Regions from separate parts of the Homo sapiens genome. Here region 2 is linked to region 1. Evidence: read pairs that join two places in POLR2A ChIA-PET (ENCODE). Cell type or tissue: A673. All regions are shown on one strand. Links, peaks and the distances in the headings refer to the core of each region. The heading gives the core; the rest is flanking DNA. Region 1 has its middle 55 kb from the start of HMGA2. Region 2 overlaps HMGA2 (high mobility group AT-hook 2).

Region 1 (15,191 bases), core at 5,867-9,866:
TGATGCCACAGCTCATGGGCTTTGTAATAGGCCGTGCTGTCCCTCATTTCAACATCAGCTTCCCCATGTGATCTTCCATGTGGAGCTGAGCACTGCCTTTACTTCCAGATCCAGTGTTCATAGATCACCTCTATTATCTGCATATGATTGGGTGCCATCCACTTAGGACAAAGTTATAACATTCTTTTCTTATCAACCACAGTGTATTTAATTTTGTTTTAAAATAACATCACGCTTAAGAATATCCAGAATGCATGTAAATGATTGCTTGGATGTGTTAGCTTCTCTCTCTCTCTCTCTTTTTTTTTTTTTTTTTTGTCTTGAGACAGAGTCTCACTCTCACCCAGGCTGGAGTGCAGTGGCGCGATCTCGGCTCACTGAAACCTGTGCCTCCCGGTTTCAATGATTCTCATGCCTCAGCCTCCTGAGTAGCATGCACCACCATGCTCAGCTAATTTTTGTATTTTTAGTAGATATGGGGTTTCACCATGTTGGCCAGGCTGGTCTCGAGCTCCTGACCTCAAGTGATCCACCCGCCTTGGCCTCCCAAAGTGCAGGAATGACAGGCATGAGCCAACATGCCTGGCAGCTTCTCTCTTTTATCTTTGGGTTGGCTAGAGGGGTGGAGTAGAGGAAGGTGAACTTTACTTAATAAGGCCCAACAAAAGTATTTAGTAAGAAGCTCAATTTATTTAAAAAATCTGAGTCCTTTGGACTGAAAAGCCAGGGACAGCTTTTGCTGATATTCATCATGAGTATTTTATTTGCATTATTTAGGCTATTTTTTCCACCCATCTTGATGCTCCATGCTTGACAGCAAATTCTTTAGACCAGAGGTTGGCTGAATTTTGCCCACTGTCTTTGTAAATAGAATTTTAATGGAACACAGGCACGCTCACTTGTTTACATGTTGTTTGTGGTTGTTTTTATACTACAAAGGCAGACAGAAGTAGTTGCAACTAAGACTGTATGGTCTACACAGTCTAAAATATTTACTTTCTGACCCTTTACAGAAACAGCTTGCCAACCCTTGCTTTAGGCAGACCAAAGATGTATGGATGCTGCAGTTCAGCTATGAATCTCTGTGTCTAGACTTGAATGAGGAGGAATTTGGACTTGGATGGCAGGACTAGAACATCTTTAAAGGCTCTTCCAACTCTGCATTTCAAGGATTTAAAAATTCAGCATTATATATGTTTTTTTTCTCATAAATAAAGTATATGAGGTAGGACCCGGATAGCAGATGTGGACTTGTAACAAATCTTGGAGTGCAATAGGTATGTGAAAAACAGACATTTCTGTTTTGTTAATTCTTAGTATGCTGACGCTCAAATATAGCAAACTATGAATCCAGTGCATTAGTTAAATTTTGAATAGTCTCTAAAGGCAGCTAAGGCTGAATACGTGGAAGTGGGCCATGTCTGGTTATACTGACATCAACGAGTATTTGAAAGGAATCGAACTACATAATTGTACCATTTTGCTTGTCAGTATTTGTAAAATATTTTTTGTGTCTTCTATGAAAACTCCCTCCAGTCATGAATGTTTTATTAATTTATTTGTTGCCCATCAACCTTATGCACACTGCTATATGAAACAATAGAGGAAATGTGGTCACTACCCTGGAGAACTGTGCTGCTCAGTTCTTGGACTCTCTTCCCATGCCTCAGGACCTGTTGTAATGTTTTGGTTATTTTTTAAAGTATTTCCTAGTAATTAAGGTGCATGTCTGAAAAATTATGTATAATGTCAGAGGCCCAAAACCTTGGGATCTGACACCGGCTGGATTTCTTTTTGCATCCTTGGGAACTTTGGCTGCATTTAAATTAGAAAACTCATCTTTTGAAACGACAGGCTTTTTTTTTCTTTTTTTTTTTTTTTTTAAGCCTCCTGTATTCTCTGTAGATCTTATTTGGCTGACTGGTTAGTCACCTGGTCTTTTAACTTGGGCCAAGCTTTCTCTGAATACCAGAAGGATTTCAAAAGTAGATGTTTAAAGACATCTGATCCCTGATGTATTGCTTAAAATCATCATCTACACATGTATATACATAAATATATTTTTAAAAATATTAACTTAGTATTTTTTAAGTATTTTCTATGTTAGGAAATATACTACATTCAGATTTTTTTCCTATTGAATTTAAAATCAAAACAGACATATGTGAGTCAAACAACAAAAACTGTAAAAATACCTGTATGGTTTAAAATGATTTGCCTGGGGAGAAGAATATCTTATGATTTGAAAATGGGAAAGAAGTTTTATCTTGGAAGGAAAAAAAGACATCATGCTTGAGGAAAAAGGATGAGTTTCATGTGTAGACATTGGGAATGGATTATGGGCATGACCCAGCAGGAGGTCGGAGCTGTCGGCACATCACACTGTGTGGCACCATTGTGAACTTGTTGATAGAATGTTTTGTAATTGTTCTCAAGTCAGCCAGTATATGAATATTTTGTCTTCTGAGTCAGCAAAGAGAAGAATTTTCATCACCTATTTCATTAGTATTTCCTTTCTTTTCTTCACCTGTAAGTGTCTAACAAAATATTTTATCTTAGGTACCTAATAAGTATTTATTGATGAATAACTTCACTGTTTAAATCAGCTCATTGGCATGTCTACTGATAAAAAAAAAAAGGGGGAGCTGGGCGTGGTGGCTCACGCCTGTAATCCCAGCACTTTGGGAGGCCAAGGCGGGCAGATCACGAGGTCAGGAGATCGAGACCATCCTGGCTAACACGGTGAAACCTCGTCTCTACTAAAAATACAAAAAAATTAGCCGAGCATGGTGGCGGGCGCCTGTAGTCCCAGCTACTCGGGAGGCTAAGCAGGAGAATGGCATGAACCCGGGAGGCGGAGCTTGCAGTGAGCAGAGATTGGCCACTGCACTTCAGCCTGGGGACACAGCAAAACTCCGTCTCAAAAAAAAAAAAAAAGAATGAACTTAAAAATTCTGGAGAGAAAAAATGCATACATTCCAGAATTGCTTAAAAGACAATCTTTAAAATGGTTCTAGATGAATTCATCAAAGTTGATTTCAGGTGATAGCAATTTGTCAATAGATGAATTGGCCCTATGACTCATTTGCCCATTTAATGATTCATAATTTTGTTCTGACAAGTAATAAAGTAACAGGAATGTGTGTTTCAGTAAGGCTGCTCAATATATAGCTTACTTTGGAGGAAGACAATTTCTTGGGTTTAAAAAAATTCAGATATCAGGCATATCATCCATCTCAATGAATTTTTTAAATAGTATAGTGAATTTTAAATAGTTTAGTGAAGTGAAACCAATCTCTCGCTTTTCCTGCCTCCTACAATTTACAGATTTTCTTTCTTGACAGGGAGAGAAAGGAGTTGCATTACAAGTATGGACTAGGAATATTTTTATACATGGATAAGGAGAGGCTTGTATGCCTGTGACTGTGAGTCATGAACTGATATAAATGGGAGTGTGAAGATACTCAATGGTTTTAAGCTTGGAATTTTTCAAGTGGTTGTGCCAAGAACTACAAAGCAACAAGTTCTTGGTGAGTCAATAATGTTGAAAATTGTTTTGTTGGCAAATTGGTTTTTTAATGAATCGGTAGTCAATCACTTACTACTTGACTAATTTTCTTCACACTGGTCTATCTCTTATGAAATAATCTTCCTTCTCCATTAGACACCCACTTATCCGGATGCCAAAACCAGCCTTATCTGGAAGCAGGTATATGAAGCTGCTGCCATATTTCCCAGCCCCCATAGCTTTATAATGATAAATTGTTTTATTCCATGTAAAGGAAAACAATCTTTTAAGATGTCTTTTTGGAGAATTAGTTATTGAACATTTCAATGTGATAACATTAAAAACAAGATTTCATTTTAACCACTAAAATGGCTTAGCCATAACTCCTAACAGAGGTATGGCCTAGAATGTAAAAGAAAGAACTTGGCTGTGTATAAAAGAAAGGGAGAGAGAAGAAGAGTAAGTGTAGAAAAATGAGTGAAAATACCATAGGCTGTAAGAAATAGAAGAAAGATGTCTGAAGACACAAAATGGCATAGGGCTATTGGAGGCTGGTAGGTGCTTTTGTACATGGGTTTGTATCCTGGTATGAGACAAAGAAGGTTAAGTGTATGTGCATCTTAAAGATAGAAGGTCCACTCTCCCAAAATATTCAACCTTTTCAAAATATTCGGCATCATATAGTGGCTAATAGATATAAGCAATTTCCAGGCTTGCTCTGTTGATATCACCCTATCCCTATGTCTTAGCAATTGGAATGGGGATTCAAGGACTGGAAAGCAGGGTATTGGGTCTGACATTCTAATGGCATTGGACAAACTCCTCTCCACTTGTGTTTTCAGTGGTGACAGCCAGAGATTAATGGCAAGAGGGTACTAGAATTGACTGTGTGAATAATGAAAGGTACTAGGGGTCACTGCCAAAATACTGATCTATATTCTTTTCTGTTATCAGGACACTGGCATCCACGGAAAAAAAAAATTAGTCTTTGTAGAAAAAAACTCTAGTATTATTCTACCAAGTTTCTCTTTGCAACTTGTGCAATGTGCCCAGAGTTTTAAATTGGTCTTTCTATTCTTCAAATAAGAAACTGTTCTTATTTAAAGAACAGTTCTTAGTGTTCTTATTTCAAGTATCAGTGCAGAGCCCAGATTTCTCTCCAACCTGTTTTCCCAACACAAAGAAACTAAACTTGAGGTCCTTGGAAATTCTGCTTGGTATGAGTCTTTGTCTTTCCATTTTATTTTTCTTTTTCCTCCTCTTGTTTTCACTAGATTGAACTCCATGCCTTTCTTCTTTGAAAAAACAGAGCTGCATCAGGCATGGAGATCAGGAAAAGGTTTTTTCACCTCCATGATTTTGGTAGCAATACAGACATCTGGCAGCAAGAAGTATAAAAAACTTCTTTACTTTTTTACTTTTTTTAAGGAAGCCATTATTTCAGGTAGAGGATATCAACTAACATATTCTTGCAGGCATTGAGCTCTTTCTTTCAAGACCTCCATTGCTGATCAAACTAAATATTTAAAAGGACATTCCTGTAAACAAAAACATGGTCTGCATTCACAAACCATTTTCAACAAGATCTCTTTCCAGTCAAGACTGACCATCTGCTTGCCATCTTATATTTTTTAATATTATTCTGTCAAATACATGCTCTGTCAATGCAGGTAAAGGAATACTTGAAAAATCTGAACATACACAAAACAGTGGGTCCAGATGACATGAATCCAAAAGTCTGGAGGGAATTAGCTAATGCAGACTTGCAAATAAGTGCCCCAAACAGAGCAGCTTCACTGTATTTTATCAAACTGCCCTTCTTTCAGGAAGTACACAGATAGTAAAATAAATACAATCAACATTCCCTTTGACTCTCCTGGCAGCGACTGTTACCTTGGACAAGTTACCATTTACAAGGCTGCACGTATGAACTTACTCTAAAAGCAAAGCAAAAAAAAAAAAAAAAAAATAGCACATCACCAAGAAAGAGCAAACAAACAAACAAACAAAAAGAATTAGTATTTTCTAAAGATTATAGAGATAGTCTGTAATTTGTTATCGACTAAGAGTACCTTTGAGATCTGAAAAAGGGTAACCAGGCCAGATGCAGTGGCTCACACCTGTACTCCCAGCACTTTGGGAGGCCATGGTGGGCAGACAACTTGAGGTCAGAAGTTTGAGACCAGCCTGGCCAACAGGGTGAAACCCCGTCTCTACCAAAAATACAACAATTAGCTGGGTGTGTTGGTGGACACCTGTAATACCAGCTACCTGGGAGGCTGAGGCAGGAGAATCGTTGAACCCGGGAGGCAGAGGTTGCGGTGAGCTGAGATCACACCACTGCGCTCAAGCCTGGGTGACAGAGCGAGACTTTGTCTAAAAATAAATAAATAAATGGATAACCAAATAGGAGATGTGGCTGAGAGGTTCAAGGTGGACAATTCAGGACTGTGAGCCAGAATGACCCTGAGTCTGGTCTTGTTTGTCATCTGCCTATGGAACCACAGCCATGGACCTTGCATGGGCAAAAGCTGGGCTAAGCAAGAGAGTATGACAGAAGTAATGCTATACCAACTCCAGGCCTATTCTTCAGAGGACCAGTGACTTCCACCCTGGCCACTTGAAAGCCATCCACCGTGTAACAAGTTGAACTACCCTAAGACTCCCATGCTGTGTGGAAGCCCAAGCTAGTCATCTGGAGAGAGTGAAGTGGGTGGTGGTGGGGGTGGGGAGGAGAGCTAGGGGGAGAGTAGGGAGAAAGCTCTTCTAGCCACCCTGGATCCTAGTATGGATTCCAGACAAGTAAATAAAGAAGCCATCTTGGACATTCCAGCCCCAGAAGATGCCATATGAAGGGGAACAAAAGAACCCAGACAATATCCAGAACAGAGAGCCCAGCTATATGGCCCCAGTTGATCTGGCCCCGTTATTTCCTACCGTCCAAATCACCTCAACTGAAGCCTCAGGTATTGTGAAGCAGAAACCAGCCATCTGTACTACGTCCTCCTTGAACTCCTGATTCATAGAACCATGAGCTTAACAAAATGGTTTTAAGGGGGTGAGGGGGGCAAGGGTTTACGCAGCAAAAGGTAGAACTAACAACTTTTACTTCAGGAAACTTTATTCCTTTTATTCCTTGTGTTTCTCTACTTTGTTGTTCCTATTTTCCTTTTTCTTCCTCTATTTATTGCTATTTTTCTCTACTCATCATGCTAAGATAATTAAGCATATTTTAAAATTTGTTTTGTTTGCAAATGAGATGAGTTTTGGTATGCTCCCCTGCCCACCCCACTACTTGTATACTATCTTATTTTATTATTTATTTAAAGACAGGTTCCCGCTCTGTTGCTTGGGCTGGAGTACAGTGAGTGGTGTGATCATAGCTCACTGAAGCCTCACCATTCATTATTTTAAAATGAAGTGAGTTGTACTTAAAATTTCCTCTCAGAAAACTAGATTAATCGATTCTTATTTTCATGTAGGCACCAATGACCTAAACCTTTAAAAATCTATGTAAATATGAAAAACTGGAAAGAAATAGAATGTCCAACGAAATAACTAAATACAATGCAATTGATTAAAAAATGCTGCACTGACTATATCTGGAGCAGCCATTGCTATCTCTTTGCCTCACCTCTGAACACTCTCACCTGCTAACCCTGATCCAGTTACAAAAGCCCTGGTACTGTTCCTCTAGCGTACCAGGCATGCTCCCTTTGCCTCTGCTGTTTCCCCTGCCTGGAAAATTTCAAGAAATGCACACAACGTGCCCTCTTTCTTCTTTGGGGTTCTGCTTATCAATGTAGCCTTCCTTGACCATTGCACATACGACATGAGACTCCTCCCATTCCTAACATGCTCTATCTCGCTTGCCCTGCTTAATTTTTCTCCTTAATGCCTCTCACCATCTGCTGTATCATGTATTCACTTATTTATTTATTCATTGTCTTCTCCCACTAGAATATCAGCTCCATGAGAGCTGAGACTGTGTGGTCTTGTTCGGGGTCTGTCCCTGGCATCTCTAGTACTGTATGGCATATGGTAAATATGAGTCAAGGAAGCATGCTGTGCAGCTGAGATGCAATGGATTTTAACTTCTGTCAAAGCCACTAACAATACGTCATTAAGAGAAAAGAACAGGTTACAGAATAGTATGGAGAGTTTATACATATGCTTTGAAAAAAGTATAATAGTCTTGACTGGATGCATAACTAGAAATGAGAAAGGTCCTCATTTTGTCAGCTGGGTGTAAAATTGGAGGAAGCGTTGGTGCTCCCACCTGTGTGGCAGAACAGCACAGGGTTACCGAGAGAATGGAACAGGTTGTGGGTGACGCAGGAATGGGAAGGGGAGGCAGAACACAGGCTGAGCCAGAAGCAGAGGCAGCACTAACTCTCCTACCCAGTGGTCATTTCCTCCTTGCCCTTACCAACAAAATTCTGATGTCATTGAGAGGAGCGAGGGGCCCAGCCAAAAATACTCGCTTTCCTGAACTCCTTGCAGCTAGGAGACCATGCGAAAAGTGCTGGCTAATGAGAATTAAAGCAAAAGTTTCAAAAAAAGCTTTAACTTTTCTGATAAAGGCACTACCCTTTCCTCAGAAAGTTCCTTTGAAACTTTTTGTTCCATTCTTTTAGTAACCCGTGTGCTGTTCCGTCACCCAGGTTAAAGCACCAAGGCTTCCTCCAATTTTACACCCAGCTGACAAAATGAGAACCTTCTCTTTTCTAGTTATGCACCCAGTTGAAACTATTACACTTTTTTCAAAGCATATGTATCAACTCTCCATGCCATTCTGTGATCTGTTCTTCTCTCTCAATTACTGAGGGGGGCACTGCTTCTCTCCTTCCTGCCACAGAAGGATATGAGGCCTGGAGCTGCAGTAGCCATCTTGTGAACAAAGAGGCACCAGCTGTGAGGCAGAGGCTTTCATGATAAGAATGGTGAAATGGAGCACCAGGCATGGTGGCTCACACCTGTAATCCCAGCACTTTGGGAGGCCAAGGTGGGCGAATCACGAGGTCAGGAGTTCGAGACAAGCCTGGCCAACATGGTGAAACCCTGTCCTTACTAAAAATACAGAAAATTAGCTGGGCGTGGCGGGCGCCTGTACTCCCAGCTACTGGGGAGGCTGAGGCAGGAAAATCGCTTGAACCTGGGAGGCAGAGGTTGCAGTGAATCGAGATCGCACCACTGCACTTCCCTGGGAGACAGAGTGAGGCTCTGTCTCAAAAGAAAAAAAAAAAAAAGAAAGAGCCTGCATCCTATGGCTGGGCACAGTGGCTCATGCCTGTAATCCCAGTACTTTGGGAGGCTGAGGCAGGCAGATCACCTAAGGTCAGGAGTTTGAGACTAGCCTGGCCAACAGGGTGAAACCCCATCTCTTCAAAAATACAAAAAAAAAAAAAAATTAACTGGGCATTATGGTGGGAGCCTGTAATCCCAGCTACTTGGGAGGCTGAGGCAGAAGAATTTCTTGAACCCAGGAGGTGGAGGTTGCAGTGAGCTGAAATCACACCATTGCACTCCAGCCTGGGCAACAGAGCAAGACGAAGGAAGGAAAGGAGGGAGGGAGGGAGGGATGGAGGGTCGGTCCTGAAGGCATCGTGGAGCTGCTGCACCATCTTCATGTTATTTCCTGTAGACTTATTGTAGCAGCCAAACATGATCCTAATAGATACTTTTGGATTTTTCTCCTTCTTCTGTCAACTTACCATTTTTCGACAATGGCATATGTTATTTATATAGCTAAAACAATCGTGTGTGTGTGTGTGTGGGCACACGTACACATGTATTTGAGGATGGTTGTGAAAAAAACATTTGGTTAGTCTGAAGCTAAGGCAGGAATTTTTTCTTCCCTTGCCTACTTACCCCAGAGGAGAGAACTAGATCCCGAATTGTTGGACCAGCCACCTTCTCTTATGACACTTTGTTTTGTCCAAATACTAGACCCTTTGTGATCTCAAATCCCTTTGTAATGAACTGCCCTGGTGAACTGGCCCCTGTGTGAGCCAAACAGATTTGAGTTTTGTAGCTAATAACCTAGGATATAAATGAATTGAATTGTCTCCTTCTACTTGGACTTCTGATGGCAAATAGCAGATTAAAATGAATTTGAAGAGAAAAGAACATATCTCCTTAGGCTTGGAGCAAAACTTCGTTAATCTGAAACTCTCTGCTCCCATTTTTGCCTAAGCTGAGCCTAATTTCTGCTTGCCTGTCTTAGGGGAGATCCTTCATGCAGAATCAACCTCTCCAAAAGAGAAGAGTGCAGATGATGCAGCTTGTATACCTCTCAGCTCCTCCTACTGCAATGCCTTTTCTCCGCATCACAGCCCAGTAGTGAATCCAAATTTTTCCTGCCTGTGGCACCTAATCCACTATATCTCCCAAACCCTGCTTCTTCCTCCTATTCACATTATTGAAATTTGAGGCAGCCCAGTTAATAACACACTGTTTTCTCCCACTTAAATTCTGGACCAAGTAAGAAATAAGACAAAAGAGTAAGGCAGAGAGGAATACAAAATATATTTGTACTGATGATGCTGATGTTGGCCAATGTTTCCCCTATCAGCAAGTTGGCTTGCAGAATGAGACAGACTGACCAACCCAGTCAGAGGCTGCATTTGGCAACCGTAAATTCTCCCCGGAGAAGAGGTCTGTCCCTGCAAAACTTGTAACATGAAAAAGTAAGGCAATATGCTGTCTTCTCATAAATCAGCAGCTCCCAAAAATAAAATGAAGAGGAAGGGCTGGTCAATGCATGCCCAGTTTCTTTCCAAACCCATCAGTCAGACCAAGTCATTCTTTTTCCTGGCTGAGGCCCCTGCTTAGTTCACTCCTTGCCTTCCCCACCCCATCCAGGCCAAAGCTTGCCTGCCCTCCCCTTGCTTCACCCCCAGACAACAACCCCCACATGTCCAGCTCCCGCTCCCTGCATGAAGCCACCCCAGTGCAGGGTGGCAGATGCTCCAACTCTCCTTTCTACTCTTCCATAGACAAAGGTTTAATCTCTTCTATCTGTCCCAATTACCTGTATGCCCTTTGTATCACTTGGGTCTCAGTCTGAAGCTCTTACTCTAGAGAAATACTCTCTTGACAGGGAACATGTGAAAAGACATATAGAGTCCCCCCACTCAGCTCTGACTTCTAGAATTATGGAGAAGAAAGTAGTCTTTTTCTATAGTGTTAGAAAGAGAAAGTCTACTTTCAGCTTCAGGAAAAGGGCACAGGCTTTGGCACGAAACATACTTTAGTTCCCAATCTGGTTCTGCTATCTTCTTGCTCTCACATCTAGTACACTTGGTTTAACTTAAGATTTGGTATCTTTGAGAATGGAGTGTATTCATATCATGGCTACCATGCAGAACATCTTTTATAAGTATTCCTGGGACAATGCCCAAAACACAGGAGATAATCAAGAAATATTGGTTTCTATCTCCCATATCCAACCTAATGGTAGAAAAGTTTCACTTCTTAAGTTTTATATTCTCATTTTCTAGTCTTCAGGTCAGCCTTGTCTTTGGATTAGTCTATCTTCTCCCATCTTAGGATGATACATCTAAGTTTTAAAAAGATATTTCTTATTTCTTTCCAGATTCTCTGCTGAAGCCAAGCATGATCCAAAGGCAAAAACTTTCTCATAGTCCACAGTCAATATGGCTACTACAGGATACAATGAAAACTCTTAGGGACAGTGATTGTTCTTCCAAGACCCATCTGCTGACGCTGATGTGAAGAGGCATTTCGTATACCTAACCTGACGAACATCGAACATCGTAATTTAGCCTAGCCTATTTTAAACATGCTCAGAATACTTACATTAGCCTACAATTCGGTAAAAATCCTCTAACATAGAGCCTATTTTATGATAAAGTGTTAAATATCTCATGTAATTTATGGAATATTGTACTGAAAGTGAAAAACAGAATGGTTGCATGGGTACCATCATAAAGTAGAAAAATCATACTTCAAACCATCTGCAACCATCTGTAGTCTCGAGCACTCATCATAGGACTGTTTGTACTCTATGACACTCATCCCAAGCTAGTATGATTACTTGTTTGTGAATGGACTTTTCAAAAGTATCTCCATAACTTATTCTTTGAATGCCCAGCACCCAACCTAGGCTCAGGGACACTGGGCTTTAAGTAATGTTTACCAATGAATGAATGAATGACCAAAGGCCAAATAATTGATTCAAAAGACTCTTTATATAAAAGCACCATGGAAAAGTGTTGTTACCATGATTGTTTTCTATAAGTCAATTTTATGTAAAATAATAATTTCCTCCAATATAACACAGGGAGGATTCCCTTTAGACAATAGCCATGCATGTCATAGATTTTTCTTTCTTGCCAGACTCCAAAGACATCTAGTCACTTCTATTGGCACTGATTGGTCTATTAAGGATGTCTCAAGTGGATGGGTGTCCTTAAAATAATGTTTTCCTCTCAGCTAGTTGGGAGGCTGAGGTGGGAGGATCACTTGAGCCCAGGGAGATTGAGGCTGCAGTGAACTGTGATCGTGCCACTGCACTCCAGCCTGGGTGACAGAATGAGATCTTCTCTCAAATAAATAAATAAATAGTGTTTTCTCATTGGTTTACATCATAATTTCGGAGATATTTTGATTTTATTCTAATAAAATGACTTTAGTTTCAATGTTTGCCTATCTCCTGAGAAGTTACCATTCAGAATCTTTTCGTAATGTAAATTCTCCTAATTTATAGGTTGTCAATTTTGGGTTGTAGTATACTGTATTTGGCTCTCTTAAAGCAGGGCACACCTGAATTAGCTTTTGAGATAAAAGGAAGGCAAAGAAAATTGATTGGGAGCAAAACATCTGATATAGTTTTAGTTGCAAAGTTCAAATTTTCTGAATGGGACCAAGATGGCATAGTTTGAAATGTGGCTGAAATGTCTACATACCTGAAAGCAATGCTGGTGAAGTTCTTATACCATATTTCCTGGTGTGTTTCTCTTTAGGTATTTCCACATATGTACACATATATTGGGGAAAGCAAATGAACTTCTCTTTTTCTTCCCTAGAATCATTTCCATCCCATACTTGTTATACGAAAATGGCCACTCGTTCTTGGATTCATTTATTTATGTAGATTTTGCTTTGACTTTACCAAACAAGAAAAAGAGCTGAATTTAAATAGCAATGAAATTCTGCTTGCTGCTATGAGAAGGACTGTCCTCAAAGATCTCTTCTCTTGCCACTCCGCCTTCCAGTTATGCTTTGTCCTTTATCCCACATAACAAATCTTTATCTAGCACTGGCTAAGGGTTGGGCACTATGGTAAGTGAGGGAGATGCTGTCCCTCCCCACACTGAGCTTACAATCCAAGGGATGTTTTATGAAAATAACCAGTCATATCTGGGAATAGAGCCAATTACAGTGTCCAGATCAGAAACTGGCCTCAATTAAAAGTGATACTGATAAGAGTATCAAAAAGGTATCAAAAGTGATATTCATCCTATATTTTGCCCACATTTATCTTCCTAGAATGTTTTTTCCATAGTGCTGGATTTACCCCTTGGAGCCACACAGAATAATGCTTATCTGTGCTCTGCAAGATGTTTCAGGTTTTAAAAAACAGCCACCTTCTCCCTCTGAGTGATCTGTCCTTTAAGGCCAAGTAGACCCTGCTCCTTCAACACTCTGACATAATTGAATTTTTTTGGAGACAGAGTCTCTCTCACTTTGTCACTCAGGCTGGAGTGCAGTGGTGAGATCATAGCTCATTGCAGCCTCCGCCTCCCAGGCTTGAGTGATCTTTCTTCCTTGGCCTCCTGAGTAGCCGGGGACACAGGCACACACCACCATGCCTGGCTAAATTTTTTATTTTGTATTTTATAGAACCAAGGTATCTCACTATGTTGCCCAAGATGATCTGAACTCCTGGGCTTAAGTGATCCTCCCACCTCAGCCTCCTAAAGTCCTGGGATTACAGATGTGAGCCATCATACCTGGCCTGACATAACTGTGAATTCCCTCAAACCTCTGTACTTAGATAACTAACCTCTGTAGCTAGATTTTGCAACAAATGACCAAAAACCTAACATCAAGTGGTTTAAACAATATAGGAGTATAATTCTCTGTGTAAAATTTCAGGTAAGTGATTTACCTCCAGTGTGGTGCTCCATAATACCACAGACCCAGGCTCTGGCCAGCTCGTTGCTCTCTGCTACTTGACTTGCATCTCAGGATCCAAGTGGTAGCACCCAAGTTCTAAGCAGCAGGGTAGAGGAAGGGGAAAAAAGAAGGGCAAAACCGTGGATGGATGCATGTGGTCCCTTAGGAAGTGTGTCCAGAAGCGGCCACTTTGCTTCTGTTTCATTGATCTTAGCTACATGCCTGCACCCACATGGAAGGGAAATTGGGAAATGAAATGTGTTCTAGGGAGCCATAGGCCTTCCTAAAACTTGGAGGTACTGTTGCTTTAGAAGAAAGGGACATGCATACTGAAGGCAATCAGCTTTACTTACCACACTCTCTCCTTGTGCTCTTTGGTCTCTCATGAAGTGCTGTGGCCAATATGTCACTGCCTTTTTTTTAAATGAAAGATATCACACTGCAAAAATAGCAATTTTATTTCATCATATACAGATGTAGAAAAGTCCTTGTACTTTTCTAAATCAAATTAAATCTAACCGTGTACCTTGTCTCACCATGCTAATGAAAAATTCAATGTCCTTTATCCAGTATTGCCTCTTTAGGGTCACATGAAAGTATGATTGAGGTTGAGAAGGCATTATGTGGGTCCTGGAAATTGAGGAATGTGGCTTTTATCTTCAGGCCATCATAATCCCCCATGAGAGTTTCATTGTCCAAGTCCTGTATGGTCCATGTGAAGACAGGAGACCCTGCTCTTTTCACTCGAGGCTTGGGCTTTAGGGTCTTTGCCAAAGCTAAAATGAAACCCTTGATGCTGGGTGCCCAGCCTTCCTCAGTGCACTGTACAGTCATTTCTTTCCACAATCCTGTGACTTCCCCAGGGTGCTATAAAGCAAAGATCCCTCCATTCCCTTCTCAGGTTTGCAGAATCTCCCACTTCCCAGGACCAGCCTTTTCTGTCTTTACCCTCCAAGCATATTCTTTGATTTCTCCAATTCTGGATCAGCCCAACATCATTTCCCCTCAGAAGATGTAAAGAAAATAATTTTTGCCTTTTTTTGGAGTACTGTGGTAGAAGGAGATCCTGGCATCCGTCAGTTTTTGTGGTTGCTGTTTCATGTTTTTGTCTTGTTTTGTTTACTCTAACCCTGGTATAATTCATTTATTAATGCAGTCTCAAATCAGGTGGATCATTTTCATAATCATGTTATATTGCTGATCAGTATCAGGAATTGAGCTCCTCTGCTAGTAACAGATATTCAACTAGAGGCATAACTAGTTAAGAGCTTATTTTTTCATATAAAGAAATTCCTGTGGTAGTCCAGTCCAGAGTTGGAACAGAAGCTTCAGAATGTCATCAGGGACTCACTGCTCCCTTGCCTTCCTCCTCTGCCACCCTTATTCATGTCCATCATCAATGACACAATGTGGCTGCTAGAGCTCCAGCCATTACATCTGTGTTCCAGGCAGGAAGAACGGGAGGGGCAAGAGCAAAAGAGACACACCTTCTAGATGAGTAAATACCCTTTAAATAGCTATCTTTAAACTTACGTGCAAA
Region 2 (15,191 bases), core at 7,399-11,398, 170 kb after region 1:
TGTCCTCAGGAATGCCAACCCCAGACAATCAAAATCTTCACTAAATCCCTGTATTTATTAGGGAAGCTCGGATTTTTGAAAAGTGTTAACTCCGCCCCTAAAAGCAGTAAGCGAGAGATAACAACAGTGGAGTCTTGTGGTTGAGCATTCAATCAGCTTCAACAGGGGCAAAGTCTAGGAATTGTTTTCAAAACAGTGTGGGGCTTCCTACTCAGGGGGAGGATTTATCTGCATTTGGCAATTACTCCAGTTACCTTGGAACAAGAAATTTACTTCTCAGTAGTTTTGCAAATTAAGTGTTTAACTTCGTCTCTATAGAATTAATGCCTCGGAGGTGGGGAGAGGGAGGCAGAGGAGAGGCTTTCAAGGCCAGTTCACAAGTTTGACACTTAAAGTGATAGTAGCAAGTTTTTCTCTAACTGCAAGAGTGTGAAGTTCTGTTTCCACCTAATTGCAGTTTGCATCCTGCAAGTGTATTGATTTAGACATTAAAACAACTTAAATGTTTAGCAGTAAAAAGTTGTTTAATCATTAAACCACTACCATTTTCTTTCGCCCTTTAAACCTGCTTTCAATCAGCAAATGCTGATTTGGATGCTGGTTTACAGTCTCATTAACCATGAAGATCACAAAGGAAAGGTTGTGGCAGCAGTGGGAAGCTCTGAAGCACCCTCATTGTCACAGGAAACATTCAGTGAGACATTCAGCTGTCTCACAACACACACAGCTCTGAGAGAGGTTTGGGTGACAGAAATGCAGCCTCCAGTTCCAGAAGCAGCACGCTGTTCATTCCAGGAAAGGAAAAAAAAAGTGCTTTTCTGCGTGACCATGTTGATCACTGTTACCATGCAGTAATCAGGGGTCTTTTTGCCACTTAAGTGTAATGGGAGGAGGGTATATCATTGGAGACTCCTAGGTGAATGGCGTGGATGTTACTCTTTTGCAAAGCAAGGAGGAGTTGCAGTGTTTCATGGCCTTCTTTCAACACACGGGAGTTTTATCACTCATTTTAAACGCACAACTTAACACCATTTTCAAACTGAGTTCCAGCCCTGGATTGTTTTTTTACAAAATGGCCCCTTTCCCCTCATAGTGGGATGGCCATGGGTGCCCATTAATTGCTACACTTATAGGAACTGAATTTATTCCCTTCATGGTAGAAAAACCAAGCCTATTTTCTGAAACTTAATCCTGTGAGCTACCATCCACGGCCATACCAGGCTCCAGGAAGGGATCACAACTTTCTGAAGAGATGAATTGCTGCTTTAACAAAGGCTACGTGTGCCTTTTGATTCCATATTCTGCCTCCACTAGATGTTTGGTTTTGCTGCCAAATATAAAAACCACACTGGAAAAGACAGTTCTTCACTTTTAAGTGGCTGTGTGATAGAAAATTGGTAATTAGTTCAGTTTTGAGGAAGACAGGGACAAACTCTTCTTTACGTTTTATAAAATCACAAATTATCACAGTGATCTCCATTTGAGATGGAGAAATGGAAACCTAGCAAGTTCCAGAGACTTGCCCAAGATCTTGTAGCTAATTATTAGAAGCAGGAAATGGGTTAGAAACCAGAACCCTGATTTACAGCTAATTGTATTTTCGGCTATCCAAATATCTTTACTGGATTAATACAAACTTCTCTTGTCCTCAGGTAATACAAATACCTGTCCTCATAGAAAATAAAGGCTTATTGGTCTGTCTCTTTCTCTCTGTCTCTCTCTCTCTTTGTATCTGTGTGTGTGTGTGTGTGTGTATATATATTTTTTATATATGTATGTATATATAAAATATGTATGTATATATGTATGTATATACATACATATTTCTGTCACCCAAAATATGTATGTGAGTATATATATATATATATGTATGTATGTATATATGTGTATATATTATATATTTTATAAAGATATATATTCAATCATACATTGCTTAACAATAGGGGTACATTCTGAGAAATGCATCTTTAGGCAATTTCATTGTTGTGTTAGCATCAAAGAGTGTATTTACACAAACCTAGATAGTACAGCCTACTGCACATCTAGGCTAAATGGTGCATCCCATTGCTCCTAAGCTACAAACCTGTACAGCATGTTACTGTACTGAAACTGTAGGCAATTGTAACACAATAGTAAGTATTTGTGTATCAAAACATATCTAAACATAGAAAAGGTACAGTAAAAATACAGCATAAAAGATTTTAAAATGGTACACCTGTATAGGGCACTTACCATGGATGGAAATTGCCAGACTGGAAGTTGTGGTTGCTCTGGGTGAGTCAGTGAGTGAGTGGTGAGTGAATGTGACAGCCTAGAACATTACTGTACACTATGCAGACTTTGTAAACACAGTACACTTGGGCTACACTAAATTTATAAAAAATATTTTTCTTTCTTCAATAATAAATTAACCTTAGCTTACTGTAACTTTTTTACTTTATAACCTTTAAATTTTTTTAACTTTTTTACTCTTTGTAATAAAACTTCACTTAAAACACAAACACATTATGTAGCTGTACAGAAATATTTTTCTTTATATCTTTATAAGCTTTTCTCTATTTTGAAAATTTTAATTTTTTTTAATTTTCAAACTTTTTGGCTAACAACTAAGACATAGCACACACATTTGCCTAGGCACACATAGGGTGTGGATGATCAAAATGTCAGTAGGCAATAGGAATTTTTCAACTCCATTATAATCTTCTGGGACCACCACCATATATGCAGTTCATTGTTGAGTGAAACGTCATTATGTGGTGCATGGCTGTATTTATATCCGTATAAAGATTACACATATATAAAGGATGCAAAGACAAAGAGTACATATATATTTATATATGTAGTGTACTGTATATATGCATGTATGTATGTATGTATGTATGTATCTTACTTTGGGATTTCCTTTTTTCTAACCTTCTTACCATTTTAAGAATTGGTCTATGCACAGCAAACTTTTAGAATCGCAATTAAAATATTCAGAGAAGTGGCCAAGTTTTTGTATAGGTGTTTGGATACTGTGCAGACAAGTTCTACATTTCTCTGTTCTCAAAACTCCTTCCTACATAAATACTGAGGACTGTTCTCTGGCCAAAGTTTGTCAAACCATTTCTCTGAGTAACAAGACTTCCTCATGTTTTCCATACTCTATAGTTCAGTGTTGCAGCCTTCCCATACTTGATTTTTAAAGCGGAGTTTTGTTTTGTTTGTTCTTAGTGCATTATGACTATAAAATGTAAAAACCTTTCCTCTTTGAAGATAAAAGGAAGTAATCCTAATTTTAAACACTTACTTGTTTTAAAAAATTGAAAAAAAAGTATCGACTTGATATGTCTAAAGAGACCTATGTATATATGTATTAGATATTTATATACATACATATGTATGTATATATGTAATATATATCATATATATATTTTAGAAATCTGCAAATTTAAAAAGGGAGTGTTTAGATTGCAGAAGACCTATCCCTAAACCCCGAATCCCAGAATTCTTAAGCTAGAAGGGCACTTGAGAGGTGATCTCATCTATAAAGAGATGTATATTTAAGGAGCTAATTTACACAGGTAGATGACAAAACCTTACACCAACTCTTCAAGCACAGGAAGCACCTTACACGAAACACTTTGGTGAATGCTCATTTCTACTCAATTTTAAACTAAATTCAACTGAAAATACCTCATTTTAAAGAGGATATTCAGTTGACTCACTGGGGAAAAACAATTGGATAAACTGGTTGTTTGCCCTTACCGAGATAAAATCACTGATAAGTTGAATGCATTTTTGTAATGTGTCAAGACAGATGGCTTTAATAGTCACACATATTAAGTATGGGATATGTGGCGAGGAATAGAGGTTTTTATATACAGAAGTAAGAACTGTAGAGGGGGGAAACCATGAAAGATAGAAAAAGATGAGAAGAAAGAGGACAGAGATGATACACTCAAGAAAAGCTGCCTATTTCAGAGTAGAATATATTGTAAGCCCCAGTATAGTTGAATGCTTACAAGAGGAGAAGCTTTTAGCAACTCCTTTGTTTCTTAATGTATATATTATATCTGAACAGAATGCTTCTTTCCTGTGAGCTAGACAGTAGGAAGTAATCTATCTTCAACCTTGTTTGGTGTGTAAATAAAACTTTAGAAAGGGTCTATTGAACTTTGGACAGGCAAGCTCCATGAGCTCTCCCTCACTCTTTGAGGCAGGTTAAAGGGTACGGCCATGACCACCACCTTAATCCTTCAGGGACTATTTACAAAAGATTGAAAAATGTGCCCAGGGCCCGTACCTGCCCCTCTGTGGAACTAGCCCAACTCAAGTGGGCTGGCAGGCAAGCCTGGCTTTCATGGGGACAGAAGAGAGAGTTTGCGGGGAGCTTGGCATTTTTCAACACATGCTTTTTGGCTTCTCCTACTGAATTTGTAATTTCCATGATATTTGGTGGGAAAATGGACACCGGCCTCTTTTGCTTTTTGTCTGCTGCTTTGCAGCTATTGGGATTCTGCGCCTTGGGATAATGAAGCAGGCTGTCATTTCCTCCCCCTAAATAATGCATTACAAAGTGGAAATGCAAATTTCCTGTGCAAGCTCTAAGTAGCAGGTGGTATTTCCTTAATATATTGTTTTTGACCTTTGGGGAAATTGGTATTACGAGCTGACTTTGGAAAATTAAAATAGCATCAAGGTCCTACATTTTAAATAAAACAATCGATATCTTAATTTTTAAAATCAGACTAGATTACGATACCAGGAAAAGACATACATATTTTGCTTTTATGTGTTAAAGTTTTGTAATTCAGGGAGGACAAGAAAAGGGATATGGTGCAGCTGAACTTTCTAATTCACTAAGACAGGAAAAAAGGAAGGAAAAAATGTATATTTTTAAGTTTCAATTTAAACCTTTGCTGTTAACTAAATGCTTTGATATGATCAGTCATACAAAGAGTTAAATTAAGCATGGAGCTGTTCAGATGGCAAATCTGCGTTGAGCTGAAGGTAAAAGACATCTGTATTTTTCATTCATTTGCTCAGCAGCACTAAATTTCAAGCTTGTTTTTTGTTCAGCATCAAAGAAAAGGTTGTTTTATGGTTATTGGATTTTTTTTAACCCACATATTTCATGAAAGGGACTCAAGTCACTGGGTCTTTATATTCTTTTAAGTTATTTTTCTGCCCACAGCCATTCTGCAAGCCATCTTGTTGAAGAGGGAAAACATAATTTCATTCTTTTTCTCTTCCTTTGAAGAAAAAAATTTAAGAGATTTAAATACCATTCACATTTTGGAACTTCCTTCTTTACCCCCTCCCGAAACCATCATCTCACAACTATGTAAAGCAATCAAATGTTGAAAGACTTAAGAGATTTTCACACACATAAATATCCTTTATATACTTATAACTGCTCTACTTATCAAGGGCAACAAGAATGGAACCCAGGAGCTAAGTTTATAGATGTTTGTGTGTGTGTGTGTGTGTGTGTGTGTGTGTGTGTGTGTTTGTGTGCGTATCAATATATCCAGATGTGTCCAAATGTACACGGTATTTTTAGCATACAAATTGCTGATTAGGCATCTATGTCCCTTTCTCCTCTAAAACCTCTAAGTGCATGGATCTATTAGTGGATGGGCGCCAGAACGACACAGTCAATGCAGGACTGAAATATTTACCAAACCCAAGAAATGAAGGTTTGTTTGAATAGTTTAAACTTGACAGGAGGCTGAGACAAGAGGATCACTTAAGCCTAGGAGTTCGAGGCTACAGGCAGCTCTATGATCATGCCCCTGCACTCCAGCCTGGGCGATAGAGCAAGACCCTGTCTCTCAAAAAAATAAAATAAATTTGAGTAGTGTAAGCTATGTAAACTTGGATAATCCGGTTACCTTCATTCTTTAATTTTTCCATAGCATATATTTGGCTTCAATGTCCAGGTTTTCGAGCACGAGAAATCTGCATTTTCATTCTAAGAAGTATAAAACAAGATAGTTATACTTCATGTAAGGTTCACATTAATTGTCATTGCACCTCTTCTTCCCAGAAGGAAGAGGGAAGTGAGAGCTGGAGTCAAAACTGGGTACTGTAAATGCTCATCTAATCTTGGAATCTCAGGGGATATTAATTTTCCAGATAGTTGAGTTATTGCCTTCAAATTTTAACTTCAAATTTTGTTAATGTGGTTGTATATGCAAATTCAGCCAATGTGCATGATATGTGTGTCTCAAACTACATTTATGAATTCACTGTAATTTTATGTTTCTCTTGATAATGTTTGATTGTTAACATAAGCATCACTAGACTTGTCAAGTGGCAAAGATCATATTCTTTCATTCTTTCTTCCTTTCTCATTTCTTGAATGCTGGCTATATGCCAGGAACTATGTACCCACCCTGGTGCTTGGTGTATAGAAGGCACTCAATGAATGTATGTTGAATAAATGAAAAAAATAAATGAATAAACAAGTTCAATGGATAGTTAAAAGGATAGTTTCAATTCTATAAACCTTAATTTGGGTGTAGGACCAGTCACAGTACCATGACAGATAGAGCTATTTGGTGATAAATAGTGTGGAATGTATTTACCACCAGGCAGTAATGCCCTGTCCCTCCTTGAATAGTACTACAGATATGAGAGTGCTTTTTTAAATTTTTAATCATTGGCCACTTTCTCTAGAAATTGGAGGGAAACTGTGCAGCAACAGGACTCTCTGGGCATTGTGACAGGTCTACTGTCTACAAAATTTGTGTTCAAGGCAAAATCTAAAGCAGCCATCTTTCAAAAGGATGTCCTCACTTTATAAAAAACAATTATTGCAATGACTATAGCCAATGAGGTTGTTCTTGCCACTGCCATTCAAAACATCAGTGATTTTGGCATCTTGGGCACATACCACAGACACCAACTTGTTTTTTCTTTCCCACACCTCTGTCCTATATATGCTAAGTTTATTCTTGGGCTGTGACAGAGGAGCATTCCTTATCACTTTGAGAAGTTCAGCTAGGATATTTAGGGGATGAACTGCATTCTTACGAATTCTTTATCATGATTACACTCCTATCTAGTATAATTTGAAGATAAAGTAGGGCCTTTGGAGGTAGACTAGCATAGGTTTGAAATGTTTCCTTCATTCATTATCAGCTGCCAAGAGTAACCTGGGGACGATTCCGTGCTTCGTAAACATGGTCTCTTCATATACATGCTGATATACAGGAAAGACCTTTGCAGAACTCCATGAAAGTTTGTTTTTTATTATTGTACTAAAAATTACATATACCTGACCAGACACAAAACTAAGCTGTAAGTTTTCTTTAAACCTCCTTAATATTTTGTCCTTTAAGCATAAGCGATGTTGCAAAGCACCCCTTTAATTTATCCTGTGTAAACAATCACTATAGTCTGCAAAATAGATTGCATTTCTTATGAAATCCACTTTGTAATAACATTTTGTATACAGAATGATGCATTCAGTGAATGAGGTAATTAATGCTAAAGGATAAAAAGATTATTTAAAAAATTTACCAAACTATACCTTGCTTCCTCAGTAGCTATGCATAGGTAAGTCTGTTATTCTGAAATTATGGTTGACTGAAAGAATAAATATAAAAGATAGTGGGAGGTATCCATCAAAAATGTCTTTATCTTTTTAAACACTGGTATGCACTCTATAAGGAGTAAGCAACAGTGACAATTTTTCCCTAATCACTAAATGATTATTAACCATTTGTAAGAAGAGTTAACCTGTCCTTAATTTGTTTGAACCCATAGGGCCATGAACAAACACCATAATAGAGTGAAGAAAGCAATGCCAACGTAGACCAATTTTATCACTAATATAGAACTGCCCTGGGACAGAGTATGCCCAGATATGAGTTCTCAGAAAAAGCCACAGAACTCTTCTGTAAACTCCTATATCAACTATATCCTACCTTCTCTTCTGCCTCAGCTTGCAGTAGCAGAAAAAGTTTACATGTGTTTGTATATTCACTGAACAGTAGCCCTCAAAGAATAGGGAATTCTCACATCTTTTCAAAAAGAGCCACTTAAAGAAAATACATTCTAAGTGCTTTAATTCAGATTTAAATGGCTACATTGCGAGATATTATTCCATATAATTGGAGTAATTGTGAATTTATACAGATTTTCAACAGTGGCACTGTGCAACCATTGATAAAATACAGGGGCTGGGGGGATAAAACCAGTATTGCCTGGATCCAGTGACATTTTCCCATGCTCACTTTTTCCAGTTGTGTAGCAATGACCATATTCTCTAATAACATCAGCATACTTTTATGCTTTGGTCTTTTTCCTTTTCATTAGGAGAATACTGGAATTCATGCTGTAGAATGGTTCCTTTTATACCCCAGCCCACTTGTTCAACGACATTCCTGTGATTTTACTATCTAATATGTTGTGGCTATAACCAGAGAATGCAAAATCTGTCTTCCTGAGAGCCTTGGCCTCTATGTTTTCTACCAAATCATACCTCCATTTTCTCTATAAAGGCTGTTGGTACACCCACAAATGTCATCTGTTTGTGATGAGCAGAACTGAGGCACTTTTGTTCTGATGCTTACATTTGTTCACATGAATAGAAGTTCCTCACTTGAAAGTGATTTGCACATAGGTTGAGGAACTGTGAATGAAATCACTCAACCTAGAGGCTGGCATTCTTCATGCTGCTGGCTGTTGATTTCTTCATCTTCTCCCTGAAGACCCTGCATGAGTGGTGAGTATCCATAAAGGCACCAGGAGACCCAGACACCTCTGTGGCAGCCAAGCAGGTGTTACCCTGCAGGACTTAAGAGGGATCTTAAGAGCAAGAGAAGGAAGGAGTGACTTCTCTCACCAGTGGTCAGAGCAGAAGGTGCAGAGCAGCAAGTTGCAGGTGCTGGCAGTGATGGCTTCTGAACTGAAGAGCAACCAAACCCTCCCATGTAACCCTGTCACCACAGCTCAAAGGGAGGTTTTCTTGCCCCCCAGTAGAAGGGAACTGACAGCGCCTGTATGGCTTTGCATCCTGAAGATACTGTAGTTGTTGCGTCTGTTGGGGAAGCATCAAGAAAATTAGATTGTTCCAACATTCAAGCTCTTCCATATTAGCTTTGTGTTCCATTTGATGTCAAACAATAGGTTGAAAAATTAGCTTAATTCTAAGCTTATATGTATATAGGGAATTTTATCAATTATTAGCACCATTATAACTTGTTAAACAGTGAACTTATAGTTGAATGTGATCTATTAGATGGCTGCTTAACATTTGCTCGAGAATAATCTATTAGTCATCTAAGCACAAAGCAGCTATTTGAAAATTTGTTGAGTAAATGACATCTCTTTGACAGAAATATCTGCATAATTGCAGTGTGTTATACATGCTCGTTATAGCCTAACTACACGTCTGTTTGAATTTGGGTTTTTCTTTTTTTTTTTCTGTCTGCATAACACACATGCAGACATCATAGTGTGAATACTTACTGTTATGATCTTGGAGAAAAGTGTATCTGTCAACTCTTTAACAGCCTAAGCATACTAAAGGTAGTTTGTAAGCAACACATAACTTTGAACATGGAAAAATTAAGTTTGCTTTTAATGAAATTCTAATTTTGTAACTTGCTGAGAGTTATTTTTAGAGAGTGGTAACTGTTGAAGAAAAAGAAGCTTTTTTTTTCTTTCAAATCCTGAAATGTAATTGGTAGTCATTAATTAAATTTTATAAAATAGATGTTCCTTTCAAAAGCAATCTCAAACAATAGTACATTTTAAAGTCTGGATCTCTTTCCCAGCAGCCCAGGGTGTTTTGAAGATAGGAGAACAAGGGAAGTACTTTAAGCTGTAAAGTCTTGCAGGGTAGCAGTTAAGTGCTTAAGGCACTGCATTCTTGATGCAGCGTCCTGTTACAGTAATATTATGAAAAAAAGCTACAGGGAATTCTCATACATGTCTAATACATATAGCTTTAATGTTCACATGGCTGGACCCATTCACAAATGGAATCTGTGGGTCAGATGTAGTTTGCAAGCCACTATTATTAAGCTGTTTTCCTTTTACTATTAAGTAATGTTGTTCCTTGTTAATATTATGAATGCGTGTGTTCTTTGCTCTCTCTGTAAATCTTTTGTTCCATTCATTTTTTTTTTTTTTGGCCTTACAAGAATGTGGGGGGAGGATATCCCTATCCACAAATCAAGTACTTTAAATAGCCAGGCTAGAGCTGAATGAAGGAAATCAGTCTAGATAACATCTTTGTGAAATGTATGCCTATGAACTCTGCGTCACACAATACAAAGGAAATTGCCATTGTCCTGCACAAGTTAGGTGAACAAAGCACATAAAAAATCCTGTTCTGGTTGCCATACATATTCCTGTGCAGCTGAAACTAGAATTCCAAACGCCACAGAAACGGCCAGGCTTAAGTGACTAACTTGCAAATCAGAGAGTGCAGGTTTTACATTGATAATACAGAGAGACCTGTAATCATTCATCACAGTGGTACTACATTTATTGATACTGAGCACTGCAAATCATAAACAATAAGGATTACATGACCACTGCTGCTACGGTGACTACTACTGCCATCACCGCCACCCTCCCTAGTGCTATTGAATAATGCTTATTAAGTTCTTTCAGCCAGCAACTGTGCTATGTACTTTAGTGTCATTCATCATATTTAATCACCCCAGCAACCCAATGAGGAATCCACTTTATAGAATTAAGGAAATTGAAGTTTAAATTGCTACCAGGTCACACAGCTTACGCATACCTGGTCTCATACTTGATCTCAGAGGTCTTTCTGGCCCCAAAGCCCTGTTCTTCCCCCACTATCTTGAACTTCCTTTCCCTGTATGTGAAGGGAATGGAACTCACCAGGTACCAAGATGTCACCTCCTAACCCTTACAAAGCCCAGTGAGTTATTTGGAGGAGAATTTTTCCCAAGGCCAAAAAGCTGCCCGTGTAATACTCCAAAGTAACTTCCATATCCTGGAAAGAGCAACTACAATCAAAGATAGCACCTTACAAACATCCTTCTTTTATTTAAAAAAATTAATTTTTTTTTAAAAGCTACCACCACCAACAGTTCTTCCCAAGATCAGAGATACCTGCACATCTGGCAATAAGCCCAGACATACCAAACTGTGTATTATCTAGAGCCAGGGACTTGAATACCACTGCATCTGCAGAGAGACAAGCATCTCATTTCAATAGACAACTTGTTCCTAGAGTGGGATACTCCCCTGCTGAACTGACAGGGAGCCGGAAGAGCGGCATTGAACAAAGAGAATAGTTATGACTGGGCAGCAGACGGCCCCAAGCACAACCCCAGGTTCTGCTCTTCTTCAACTTAACCAAGCAGAACTGCAGTTGACTCCCATTAAAAGTCAGTAGACATTTAGTCGGCTTCCAGAATGTGGGCAGAAGCTCATGTTAGTTATTTACTACCCATCTCTGGAATTCCTTTTGGACATGACCAATGAGTTACAGCTGGTCTTTAGGCAGTATGGCACACTCATTAACTAGCTGTCAGGAACAGCTACACCCTTTGGTCCACAAATCTGGATTTGCCAGAGGAAAATTCCAAACAGACCAGGAAAGCAAAAACCACTGACACCATCTCCATAATAACTGTAAAACTGAAACATACACGTTCTACAAAGAGGGCTGTTCTTCTACCTCCTCAGGAACAATTTGACAAAGGCAAACACTTTATGCACTAGCCCTGGACAAACAATGCAAAGAAAAATCTTGTGCAGCTGATTTCAGGGTCAAGAGGGCGCTTCTTACCAACCCTCAAAGACAAACCAGCACAGAGAATAGTAAAATGTGCAAAGCCAAACCAGTTGCTACTCTCTATCCATTCCCCAATTTCCTTTGTTCACAGAAAGTGACCCTCTCCATGGCCCTGGGGTAAATCTGATTTGTTCATGGTGGTGATGCTGGTCCCATTCCCCTTGCAAAGCAGGTCTGGCCTGTTAAAAAGGGCCATGAAATCTGCAGGGACTGTCGGAAGAGACTCTCCTGCTGGACCTTGACATTTCTGGAAGTGCCACTATGAATGGACACTGCAAATGGCTGTACCCATTTTTTGACTCTGAAGGAAATAGACTGAGAATAAATGTCAACTGGAAGAGCAGAAAGAAAGAATCTGAAGCTCCGACATTTCTTGACCTACTGAATTTACCAACTTTAAATGTGCATCATCTCCAGGCTTTTTGTTATGTTAAGTAAATAATATCCTTATTATTAAATCAGTTTGAGTTGGGGTTCACTGTTATACCCAAAAGCATACAGTAGGAATTATCTTTGGTGGGCTATTTGAGACTCATCAGAATTCTTTATCTACAGTCTTACAAATTGGTTGGATTTCCATTACCTCCTTACATACACTGATCAGCAGGAAATACAGGGAGATCAAATTATATTTAATATGTCTTTTAAAATACACTCATTTTCTTCTATCCACTTTTGGAACTCCAAAAAAGTAACTCTCTCATGCTAACAACTCCCTTATTAGAGAAAAGAATTGTAGGTGTGTAAGCATTGTTTTCCCATGACAACGTTTTTTTTTAATTATTTATTTATTTAGAGACAGGGTCTCACTTTGTCACCCAGGCTGGAGTGCAGTGGCACGATTACAGCTCATGGCAGCCTCGACCTCCCCAGGCTCAGGTGATCCTACTACCTCAGCCTCCTGAGTAGTTGAGACTACTACTATCAAATGGGTAGCATGTACCATCACACCCGGCTGATTTTTGTACTTTTTTTTAGAGATAGAGTTTGCCATGTTGCCCATGCCGGCCTCGAACTCCTAGGTTCAAGCCATCCTCTCACCTCATCCTCCCAAGCAAGTCACTGGGCCCCCCAAATCTAAGAGTCATGTCCAGGAATCAGCATTTCTAACAAGCACTCTTTTATGAGATATATGGAAGGTATGACTCAGCGCTTGAGGAAGAAGAGCTACAAGAGGAAGAGGACTTCTTCCAGGCAATGAGAGGCTTAGAAATTAGTTGGAAACCTTTTTTGAATATTTACTTCTTCCAGAAGACTAGAAACATAGTAGGGACTGAGTGAGTCAGGTAGATGGCCAATTTCCCTGCTTTGGGAAGATTCTCCCTGAAATTTTCCATTGGTGTTATGCTCTGCTCAATGTTTGTAAACACAGCTTCTCTGATACTGGAGCATGAAGCAGTGTGTCGGTAGCTTTGACTAGTAATGTGTCTTAATGTAAATATGTATAAATATTATATGTACACACACACATGCACACATACAAGCTTTTTTTTTTTCTTTTTGAGACCGAGTCTCGCTCTGTCACCCAGGCTAGAGCACAGTGGCGTGATCTCGGCTCACTGCAACCTCCACTTCCCAGAGTCAAGCTATTCTTTTGCCTCAGCCTCCTGAGCAGCTGTGAATACAGGCACCCACCACCACACCTGGCTAATTTTTGTACTTTTAGTAGAGATGGGGTTTCACCATGTTGGCCAGGCTGGTCTTGAACTCCTGACCTCAGGTGATCCCCCTGCCTTGGCCTCCCAAAGTGCTGGGATTATAGGTGTGAGACACCACGCCCGGCCACATACAAGCTTTAAATGAAGTCTTTTAAATGACTTCCTCTGTATTTATGTATCATAAGTAAAAAATAATGTCATGGATGGTAACATTCTACAGAAATGAACACATGCACGGGAGCACCAGCCAGGGAACACAGAGACCATACTGGACAAGGGATTAAAGGCAAGAGACGTGGAGATTTCTTCAGTAGAAAGCCATGTGGATGGGAAGGGGAGAGATGTGATTATGTAGATGGGCCTACATCATTATGGGAAAGACTCGTATGGCATCTGTATGGGGAACAAGCATTTTTATTCTTCTCCATATTTTGGTCACAGACAATAACACATAATACATGAGATTGTAAAGTCCAGAGGTACAGGAACTGTGCCTGTATATTTTCTATATCATAGATACCACAGAATTTATAGCTAACATTTGTAACATAATCAAATATTATAGCAGGTGATAAACAAGAGAGAAAAAAAAACAAAAATAAGTCATTAACATTTATCACGGATATTTTAGCCTTCATAGCCTTAACTGAATTTCTTTTCTATAGAGTTTTCAAGAGGAATAATAGAAATAAAAGATTAAAGAAAGTATAGATAGATAGATATAGCTATAAATAAGAATAGCAGGATAGGATTTCTACTTTTATAGAAATCTAGTGAGAAACAAGATGCTCTTTATATTTCTAAAACATCTTGAACTTTTTGATGAGAAAACTTTTTTCAGAGCAAAGCTGTTACTATAAAAATAGTATTCTAGTGCTGATTTGTCCTTTAAATATATTAGAAACATTCTTTTGAACTAAGATCTTTTAAATTGTTATATTAAAATGCAGTTTTTCTCCTTATTTGGTCATTTTTCTTCTTAGTGAAATCATAGTCCAAGGAAGCTAGATTTTTATTATGTTTTTAAAAACAGATGCTATTTTTATAGATAAAAGAGGATGGTTGCCTATAACACTGATTTTCTTCGTAAAAAAAATAAGAAGCACAGAATATGCTGAATAATTGCCCAAAATACTTTTCTGGGGCAGTGTAGAATAGTGAGAAGGGAAAAAGATGTGGAGCTATACAACCTGGGTGGGTGTTATAGTTTCATTATATGCTGGCCTTGCAATGTTTTGCAAGTCAATTACTGTCTTTTGGATTTAGCTTCTGCATGCATGAATCTGAATGGCTATACTTCTGTACATGGTTGTTGTAAGGGTTAAAATCAGTCAGTGCACTTTTAAATCACGTTACAAACTATGTGTCACTGTTATGTGACACATACAAATTATGCATTATCATCATATGATCGATATCAACAAAATGAAAACTCGTGTCATCTCATCTTGAAATGAAAGAATGTTTGATTCCATGAATGTGATCGTGAAGCCGAGTTCAGAGAGACATTTCTGGAATATTCTATACAATGCTAAACAAAGATAAGCAGTTTTTAAGTTAACGGAATGCTGAACCCAGAATCATCCATTTTAGGGAAGTTGAGCTGAGTAAGGTAGTTCAAGACAGTTGCCTGAAGCTCCACTTAGGTTTGAGATGGAGTAGATTCGGAAGACAAGACGAATGAAGTATTTGATTTTCTAAAAAAGGGAATGGAGACATTTTAATTTACAGCTTCTGAGGAAAGGTCATCAATCCAGAGA

Evidence for each region. Peaks named below come from ENCODE experiments on the same cell type or tissue, not always from the same donor. Only the 100,000 strongest peaks of a DNase experiment are listed, where the experiment ranks them.
Region 2: POLR2A ChIA-PET joins it to region 1 with 5 read pairs; 2 of 35 experiments call an interaction of 5 or more read pairs at or near these places.

What each region holds. Positions count from the first base shown.
Region 1 is chr12:65,762,133-65,777,323 of GRCh38, forward strand. It overlaps the pseudogene RPSAP52. Among named protein-coding and RNA genes, the nearest start is that of HMGA2, 55 kb to the right of the region's middle. RefSeq lists a silencer at 3,277-3,571. In A673, for the core only: a CTCF peak has its summit at 8,333; a DNase peak (open chromatin) is centred at 8,359.
Region 2 is chr12:65,926,099-65,941,289 of GRCh38, forward strand. The region is part of intron 3 of HMGA2 (high mobility group AT-hook 2); the gene reads left to right. It overlaps HMGA2-AS2 (HMGA2 antisense RNA 2), which reads right to left. Exons shown (of 4, transcript NR_199060.1): 4 at 7,220-9,031. Among named protein-coding and RNA genes, the nearest start is that of HMGA2-AS2, 15 kb to the right of the region's middle. RefSeq lists enhancers at 328-838, 4,087-4,231 and a cis regulatory region at 4,152-4,165. In A673, for the core only: no CTCF peak of the experiment used is centred there; no DNase peak of the experiment used is centred there; H3K27ac peaks cover 1,936 bases.